2 separate regions of the Homo sapiens genome follow, and region 2 is linked to region 1. Evidence: chromatin contacts called from ENCODE Hi-C or POLR2A ChIA-PET data. All regions are on one chromosome and are shown on one strand. The core of a region is the stretch at or near the end of the contact, and the rest is flanking DNA. Distances in the headings are between cores, read along the strand shown.

Region 1 (4,875 bases), core at 872-3,371:
TAGAGCCTTTTTCTCCTTATGGTAGAGTTGTTTCTCTGCAAACGGCTCTGTTCCCTTAAACTTTGTCATCCTGTCCTGGCTTAAGTAGCGACTTCATCATGCCTAGATTACACAGTCTCTACCCTGCCACCCTCTTCAGTCAATTTTCCCCTTCATTTAATCTCCAAAGTGATGCCAACTCGACGTTCTTTGTAGACAACTCAAGGTCTCTTTGGTAGTTCACTGAAGTGACTAAAAGCTAAGGTTATGTTGATTCAGCCCCAAACTTTAACGAGAAGTGGATGAATAAAGCCCAAGGGTGATGTGGTGAGTTTCCCAGGCCCTTAAGCCTAACCAGGTTTTTTTCTTTGGGATGATTAGAAATTCTCCTTTTGAAACCAAATAGAGATTATTGAGTTTTTACCCCCAAGGACTGTTTTCTTGTCCAACAAGTCTAAATCACAGGGAAAAGGCTCAAGGAGTTACTACATTTGTTACTGTACATTTGTTACTGGACTAGGTGACAACTATGAATACTTTTAGTCTGTTTGAGAGGAAAAAAGGATTACAAATCCCCTAAGGCCCAGTGAAGAAGAAGCCTACTTAGCTAGAAAACCAAAAAGCTTTTTTTTTTTTTTTTTTTTTTTTTTGGTACATGTTGTTTGCTGGGTGCTCCTGATGGGAAATTTAACTGGGATTGCTACCAGTTCTCTTCTGCACTTTTGCCAGCTTAGGGTGACAATGATCAAGCCATTGTTGGTTGGTAAATTAATTTCTTAGGGCTGCCGTAACAAAGTACAAAAACCTGGGTGGCTTAAAACAACCTAAATTTATTCTCTCTGAGTTCTGAAGTCGAGAAGTGTGTTGGCAGCCAAGGTGTTGGCAGGACCGTGCTCTCTCGGAGGTTCTAGAGGAGAATACCTCCTTACTTCTTTCTAGCTTTTAGCAGTTCTTGGCCCTCCTGGCATTCGTTGGTTTGTAGATGCATCACTCCAATCTCTGCCTTCACCTAACACATGGCCATTTTCCCCTCTGTGTCTTTATGTCTTCCCAGGATATTTTTCTCTCTTATAAGGACACTCAGTCATATTAGATTAATGGCCCATTCTACTCCAGGATGACCTCGTCTTAACTAATTACATCTGAAACAACCATATTTCCAAATACAAGGTCACATTTTGAAATCCTGGTCTTTGTTTGGGCAGGCTCAGTGGCTCACATCTGTAATCCCAGCACTTTTGGAGGCTGAGATGGGAGAGTTGCTTGAAGCCAGGAGTTTGAGTCCAACCTGGGCAACATAAGAGGACCCCATCTCCATAAAAAAAAATGTGAACTTCAATATTAAAAAAAACAAAACAGAAAAGAAGCACGTATCTTTGGGGGATAGGATTCAACACACAACATTTGGAATCAATTTAGCTTAACGCTTCCCAGGTATGAGGGATATCATTATGGTGTGATAGATAAGAGGGAAATAATTTCATCCTTAAGGTGGGCGGGGAGTGGGGGTGGTGCATCGTTGGGTTGGGATTAGAAGGTGTTGGAGCCAGCCCATGTCCTCACTCCTCTGCTGCTCAGAAGGGAGAATTACCTCTTGCTGTTTTTCTGAGCCCTATCTGCCAACTGGCACACACTGCAGCCAGCGTCCTGACAAAGGTTCCGTCCGTGTTTGTTGAGTGAGCAATCAGAGCTACATTTGCGCCGTAGAAATACTTGCAGATCTGCCAGGAACATGAACGACAGGCATTTTCCACAAAAGTTTCTCTCCCTCAGTCAAGCCAGGGACTGTTTTCTAAAAGCACCACAAAGGCAGTGAATTCTCTGGTTATAAATCTCCTCGCAGGCAGCCAGATTTGCAATTGAGTGCCAACTTCCTCTGCTTAAGTTTCCTCTGTCCACACCTCACGGGTTTGGCCTGGAAGAGTCTCATGGAATGTATGGCCTGAGGTGGACTTCAAGGGAGGATTTGACATCAATGTGTTTCTGCCGGGGGACCATTCCACAAGGTCATCCCTGGGACATCGGTGGGGCTGGGGAGGAAATGGAGAGGGTCTGCCCTTGACTTCCTCGTAGGCGGGCAGGGCCTGGAGTATTGGCAGCCAGAAGCAGTTGGACTTCCGCCTAGTCCCAGCTGCCACTGCTCCACTCCCTGGTGGCAGCTGCCCGGGTACTCCTTTGACGCAGGAAGAACACTGAGAGGGCCAACAACAAGGACATCAGGGGGGCTAGCCCAGGGTAGAACTGTGGTGAGGCAAAGTGTGTCAGGGTGCCTTGCCACACACACCTCCTTCTAGAACCCTCTGCCTGTCTTCAGCAAAACCTTGCTTTTACTCAGCTCTCACAGTTTGTGCTAAGATGTAGACAAAATTGAAGTCAATCTGAGCCTTTTTGCTCTCTCATTATCGTTTGTCTCAAAAGAAAAATCCAACAAAAAAGTCTTGAAAAACGGTTTTCCCCAAAATCTTTAAAAAGGTGGCAAAATGGGTGGCAGGAAAATATTTTGTGATAAAACAGCAAAATAGGTAAAAACTGATTTTCAATAATTGTCTCCTAGCTGATTCCCTGGACTCCTTTAAAGTGATCTCCTGGTTTTAAAGGGCAATTCACAGAACTAACTTAGATTGTGGACCTCCCCTGAGACTGGAAGCATATATAGTCATTTACTGCATAATGACATTTTGGTCAAAAATGGGCTGTACATATGATGGTATGATAAAAGATTATAATACAATATTTTTACTGTATCTTTTCTACCTTAAGATGTATTTAGATACACAAATACTTACCACTGGGTTACAACTGCCTGCAGTGTTCAGTACAGTAACATGTTGTATAGGTTTTTGGCTTAGGAGCAATAGTTTAGACCATGTAGCCTCTGTGTGTAGTAGGCTACACCGTATAGGTTTGTGTGGGTGCACTCTATGATGTTCACACAATGATGAAATTGCCTAACATTGCATTTCTCAGAATGTATCCATATTGTTAAGTGATATATGAGTTTATGTAGTAAAATTAAAAATATCACCCAGTGGAAAAAACAAAAATAAATAAAAAATAAATAAATAAAGTGATTTTCTGGATTCTGTCCTTCAGGATTCCACTTCTGGACCCTTTACCTTTTTATCATGGGAGCAAAGGCAGCAGAGCAGGGTAAAGGAAAGGGTGCACTCAACCAGCCCATCATCAGGGCAGGGAAGACATAGGATCCACAGGGAGGGCCTGGGAGGGTCATCTCTGGCTAGGGATGACATGTTCAGAACAAGTCTATGCATATAAATGTATGTTTATATCTTGGAGAAGTGGTCTAGCTTTAACTCTAGTGCTAGCTATCACATAATGAGCCAGTTCAGCAGCCACCACCAGATTTCCTTTTATGGACTTGACACTTCACACATTGTTCTTTTAACATTAGACATTTTGAATTGAAGCAAGAAAAAAAAAACTTTACTGATGTCTGACTCAGAGTAAAAGAATGAAAAGCTAAAAACAAGACACGACTTCAGCTGAAATAAATTTGAATACCCACCATGCTCTTTATTCTCAATAATCACATCTATAAACAGGCCAAAAGATCCCAACTGTTCAATAAACTGAGTAAATTTAACAGCAGTTGCTGTCAAATGACAGAGTTCTTGAGGATAAAGATAAACACAGTTGAATTCAGTGTTCCAGGAAAATAAAAGTGCTCATCTGGTTGGAAGGAGTAAGACATTAACAATTACATTCCAGAAAATTCTATGATAGTCCAGATCTGTTTTCTTGCCTTAAATTCTGCCAGGAAAAGTGTGCCAGTGACCTGCCATCCTTTTATGCCAGGCCGGTGCCCAGTCTCTACCTGCATGCACAGCAAACCTACATGCACCTGGCTCACAGGCCAGATGCTCAGCAATGAGCTGCTTGCCATGAAAGACGTCAACCCTGAGCCTGAGAGGCAAGGCTGGTTTACCACATTTACCCTTGATGTTTCCTGGATCAAAGCTCCAGACTCTCTTTTGACTTCATTAATAATGAAGAGGGATGAGAGGCTATTCTGCTGTGAAGTTTGATGATGCTGATGAGTTTTATTTTTGCACTTTAGGATTTCTTGTTCCTCCATCATTCAGGAAAGCTATCAGATAACACTGGAAGATGTCAATGTAAACCTACTCCTTGTCTCCTGATACTAGATATGAACAGCTTGAACTATTCTCCAAGGGATCAGCTGGGAATGAGGGAGGGAGGGTGGGGTGGCGAGCCAAGTTTCCACCCACCCATCCATCCATAACAAAGGAGAGGAAGGCAGTGGTGTGCCTAGGGGTAGGGGAGAAATGCTAAGAGTGGGGCTTCAAGTTCCCATTTGGGCTCTAGCTTAGTAGCTCCCCAGGTCAAGGATCTATGACATGAAAAGCCCAAAATCTCATCTTGGAAATAATTACAGACTCCCGAACAGAGCCAGTTCAGCTGTCTATATTTTGGAGTTCAATGCTTTGTGGTTTATAGTCCAAATAGCCCCTAAAAATCAGTGTGGGAAATAGCAGGTCAGGGAGTCAATGAAAATCGGGTGATGAAAGAGTCTGACATTTGAAAAATCCTTTGATAAGATTGGTTGAACTATCCCAGGGATCAAAATAGGTTATTTTTAACACCCAGCGCCTTGTCAGCATACACAGGGCACTCACCTTAGTCTGGGGAGTTTTAACATTTGCTTTATGAAGAAGGTCAGCATGTCCCGAGTGTGTGTAAGTGATGTCTATTTCAGCATTATTATGCCAGGTTTTGTTACCGTGGCTTACAGTCAGTGTGGCCAGAACCACAAATGTTTCTTATTGACGTCTGGCTTAGCTAGTGTATGAAGGCACACAAAAGCAGAAATCACTCTTCTGATATAGTTTTTATTTTCCCATCCAGGACCAGGTA
Region 2 (4,875 bases), core at 1,320-3,819, 200 kb before region 1:
TCACCATTCGCGACCAGAATGTGATGCACGTCTACCAAAAAGAGAGTAGCAAAAGGTGATTTATAGAAGCAGTTACAGTCCTCTGAAGAGAAGGCAAAACTATTGGGGATAGGGAAAAAGTAACTATAAAGATCATATTTATATAATCGAATATTAACTTAATGGCTTGAATTAGGTGGCAAATAAAATATATTAGCAAGCAATGTTACAAACCATGGTGAGAGCTATGTAGTAGATGAAGCAGAATGATGGCTGGGCTCAGGGAGCTCATACATTTGGAACCCAGATAAATCTTTGCTCCTTCTTCCCAGAGCCCATCATCACTTTTTAAAAACACGTCTTTGCTGGGCTCAGTGGCTTACATCTGTAATCTCAGCACTTTGGGAGGCAAGGCAGGAGGATTACTTGAGCCCAGGAGTTTGAGACCAGCCTGGGCAACATAGGGAGATGCTGTCTCTACAAAAAATAACAAAGAACAAAACCATCTGAATTTCATGCATTCCAACATATATTATTTTGTTCCATTCTACTTAATAACCTTTACACTAGTTGTGAAACTCACTGAAAACAAAGGAGAAACTCATTATAATTCATCTAAACATTCCTGAAATATCACTTTAATCAAAAAATTAAGAAATATTGCTCAGATTTAAAAGAAAAATGGAAACTCCCTTGGCAAGTGGGTTTGAGGTTTGGTCATTAGGTTTTGAATAATCAGGAGCTATGTGTTGTAGTAGGAAAAGCATACCATTTAGAGAGAGACAGCTTTAGTTTGTCAGTCCTGCCTCTTAATAGGTGGATGACCTTGAGTAAAGCATGACGCAGCCTTTGGGCATCAGTTTCCTCACTTAAAGGTAGAAGGGTTGAACCAGGTGTAAGCTGCTGTTCTTCCATGTTATGATTCTAAATAGTTCTAGATGGAATTATGTTGCACATTTCATATGTTGTTAAACAGCTTCTCTCTGGAACAGTTGCTCCTAATCTCCTAATAAGCTTACTATGGGTCACTCAGCAATCTTCAAGAGAAACAAACATTATTTGGTTGGTGGATACCAAGACAATTCTGATGTGTTTGTGTCAAAGATTGGTCAGATGAAATCTAACTAGACATGTATCATTCCATCATCAAGCGAAATGACCTTGACTCTAAACATCTTAATTTGAACTGTAGACATTTCCCAAATGCTTTAGGGTAGATTTGGACCATAATACACTCCACTGTAAATGGAGAAAGTTCATCATCCCCATAATAATTGCCCCCAAACTGCTAGGTAGGAATGCATACTGGGTTTAGTATGTATTAACTCCCTTGTGAATTCAGCTTTTGAGAGCAGACCTCTTAACAAGTCATGAGTATTTAGAGTGAAATATTTAATTCTTAGTGATACTATTTTCCTATTCTGCTATTATTATTCAGCTATGATTATTTTCCTTCTCCTCCCAACCTCCTATTTCTTTTTCTTTATTAAAAAAAGGAGAGGAGGTGCATGCTGCCATCTGGGGTGAATATGGGCTTCACGTGGGGACCTGGGCGCTGGTTCTGATCCAGAGAGTGAGCTAGGAGCACTTACACAAGAGGGTCTTAGCCACTGTGTCGGGGGAATAGCCTTATATCAAAGACTGAAGCCTTTTAGTAAAACCTGAAGAATAATCAGAAGCAGCATTGACTAGTCTCTAACCTTGGTTGAGGGACACACACACACACACACACACACACACACACACACACGGCTCTGAAAGCTCAGACACGGAGGACACGCTGTGATCCACTTAGCCCTCTCTTCTCCTTCAGGGGGTCCTTGCAGGACAGAACGCTAAGGAACAAAGTCTTAACTGGCAAGCTGCCGGCAGAAGGAGACTGTCTGGTGGATTGCAGCGCTGATTAGGAACGGGGAGTCCTTTGCGTTTCAGAATCCGGTCCACATTTTGCTGAGAGCCCAGGCACTGTGAATAAGAGGAGCCTCTGAGGACTGGTTTCTGATGTCGCACTAGGCATGATAAGAATGCCATTGACGTCAGCAGAGTCATCATCAGGGAGAATGGCACCCCAGCTCTTGAAACCACACCAAGCAATTGCAGTGCTTTTGAAAATTAAAAGCCGGTGCTGGAGTGTGGGGGGTGAGGTGGGGGGTGGGGGGGTGGGGAGGGAAAGAAGCAAAGAGGGAAGTCGTGGCTCCAGCTGAACTCTTCTTTCTTCTATGCGTTTCCTGTATTTTAAAAAGGCAGGCTCACGGCCCTCCTGTGCACACGCCCGCTCACTCACACACACTGCTGCCTGGGCTCATTAACCTAAATTGGGGGAGGTGGGGGAAGAAGAAAGAGAGAAAGAAGGAAAAAAATTAATTCTGTTAACACTTCTGCATGCACATAAAACAAACTGTGCCACCCAGGTGCTGGACAGAGGCCCTGAGCCACATAAGCCTCTGAGAATCAAATTGCTGAGGTAAAACTGATATGCTTTAAATGTGTGTTGATGAAGAGATTACAAGGGAGGAATTAAACACTTCAAAGGAGCTACTACAAAGCAACAATCACTCTTCCCCCATCCCTCACACACGCACATTACTGTGGACGCTTGCATGTTTGTGTGTCTGCCTGAGAAAATGGCAAAGTTGGTTTAGGAAGGGAACACTGCAGGCATGTTGTGATTTCAGCTTTCACAGGCAGCTCCAAGAACATCACCTCCAGCTATAATTCAACGGTTACCTGGACTGGAAAATGTCTTGGAGGTTACGAAGTCTTTGAATTCTTTAGTGTAAATTGTCTCCGCTTTGAAATTCCACAATTGATCGAATCCTTTCATTCTCTTTCCCACTCCTAATTGTTCCACTCTAACTCTCCACCCACCGCCAGGAATATGAAAACAACATAGAGTAGAACTGATGATATCAGCTGTATAACACGCTTTATTTTACGGCATTAATGGGCAGCTTTCCAAGTCCATAAAAATCTTTTGCTGATCTGATTTTAATATCCATATTCTTCAGTTATACTAGAAAGAATGATTTCCGAGATGTGGAAATGTTAGCCGGGAAACAAAAGGACATAGGCACATAAAGCAAAATCTGGCAGGAAATGTGGGTTTAATAAATTGAATTATGTGAAACTCCTATTTCAAATGGACTGATACTAGAGGAGCAGCCCTCGAGAGATATGCACAGTAATGATTCTTCGTTTTCAAAGACCTGTTTCTTTTTGAAAAGGAAGAAGCCCTGAACAGCATTCCTTTCAAATACACAAAGGTAGCTAAAGTACAACCTTCTCCTCTTTCCTATTTGTTCTTTAAAAAATTGTAAAAATTATATTAAGTGTGCTTCTTGTGATAGAGTCAATAAAGGGAGAAGGAGTTTAGCAAAGCACATTTACTATATACTCTTAACCCGTCTTGCTTACTGTAATAATCGAAAGAAAGATGGCTAATTGTCTTGCAGGAATTTGGGTTATCCTCTGAAAGGATACAAGTAAATTTGTAACTTGGGTCGTATTGGCTATTTTTTGTTCTCTTTTGCTTTCATTTTTGTTTTGTCTGAGGTTTATAAATGGAACCCTTCTTTCCTTTCTTCCTTTTTTCCTTCCTTCCTTCTTCCCTTCCTTTTTTCCTTTCTTCCTTGCTTTCTCTCTCTCTCTCTCTCTCTCTTTTTTTTTTTTTACAATTGTACTTAAAAGAATAAAGGATTCTGAAAATCAGTTCCAGGATCCAATAAGGGCCTAGATTGTATATCACAGGATCAGAGCCCCTTGCTCTCAAATTTATGATTGTGAGGATGTATTATTGTATTTGGGGGATCAATAAGCAGAGCCAGAGCCTTCACACAAGGCTCCTTGTGCCCCCTCCCCCGCTCCATCCCATGAGGTTAAAAAGCACTGACTTTGACTTTAACACTGTGAACAAAATACAGAACAACTGTTTCAATTCCCTTCACTATTTCTGCTATGTGCCTAGATTAGATGTTTTCTGACCTGTCTCCCTAAGTTGTTCCTGTCACTTGTGTCTGTCATTCGCTCCCCCATCGCATCCTGCCCAACCCTCCCTGTCTATGATTCGAATTGCTCTCTGTCCAGATCATTTCCTGCAGTGAAAAACGAAGAAAGACTTTCTCCCTTCTTCCCACCTACACATTCCTTTTGTCCCCCAAGATATCCCTTCCTCTTGCCTGGAATCTTCCCAGGCCTTAATTGATTGATTTAGGCCCCCTTTGCACCAGGCACCCTAGCGGAAGCCCAGAAAGCCCCAAGAGTCTGGATGTGTTTTGGAGAGCAGGCTCAGGTTCACTGCACACTAATTTGCAGCAGGAAGTGCTAGGAAGCCCGATGAGGGATGGGAATTAGCAAATAAGGTTGGCAGTCAATTGACAGAGGAAGCTTAAGGAAGAGGATCATTTTGAAAAGGAAAAATAATTTAATCCTTTTCAGGTGTGTTAATTTCTTTCGTGGACCAAATTACCATGGACCTGGAATAGTTGAGATTTTCCCTAAGGTCTGGCTGTACTTCATAGGGAAGAAGCAAGGGTAAGTGCAGTAAATTTGATTATGGACACCAGTCTAACTCTAGCTTAATGAGCCATGGAAACAAAATAGCTCAATCTCTTCTAACTGCTGTAATGCAACACTAGGAGCATTGAGAGCACTGTGGTTTTGGTTACACAAATTTGTAGTACAGGCCTTGCCTCAGCATTTGAACATTTCAGCAAGAGAGCTGAACTTGCTTCGTTCTTCATGTAGCAGATATAAGTCTTTTGGAATTAATTTGAAAAAAAAAGAAAAGAAAAGAAAAGAAATGTACCCAGAAAGCAAGAGATCTTAAATGTATCCAAAACCTAGAACAAACAAACATTAACATTTGCCATAATTACTGTGGGTGTTTTTAATAAAAAT

Evidence for each region. Hi-C counts contacts between places; a loop is a spot of excess contacts on that map. ChIA-PET counts read pairs that join two places held with the same protein, here RNA polymerase II (POLR2A). Pooled maps may share reads with other maps.
Region 2: a map of cardiac septum shows a loop between it and region 1 (1.9-fold over the local background). The contact joins two enhancer-like sites. A Hi-C loop is called at or near these places in 2 of 168 maps with a recorded cell type or tissue (ascending aorta and cardiac septum) and 11 of 50 pooled maps. POLR2A ChIA-PET finds 5 or more read pairs at or near these places in 1 of 52 experiments (activated T-cell).

The regions. Positions count from the first base shown.
Region 1 is chr5:58,919,822-58,924,696 of GRCh38, reverse strand. No RefSeq gene overlaps it. Among named protein-coding and RNA genes, the nearest start is that of PDE4D-AS1, 120 kb to the left of the region's middle. Within about 2 kb of position 2,121, at least 20 of the 41 ENCODE cell types and tissues checked have a DNase peak (open chromatin) inside an H3K27ac peak, as active enhancers do.
Region 2 is chr5:59,124,870-59,129,744 of GRCh38, reverse strand. All of the region lies in intron 5 of PDE4D (phosphodiesterase 4D), which reads left to right. Among named protein-coding and RNA genes, the nearest start is that of PDE4D-AS1, 88 kb to the right of the region's middle. RefSeq lists enhancers at 1,150-2,059, 2,060-2,970. Within about 2 kb of position 2,569, at least 20 of the 41 ENCODE cell types and tissues checked have a DNase peak (open chromatin) inside an H3K27ac peak, as active enhancers do.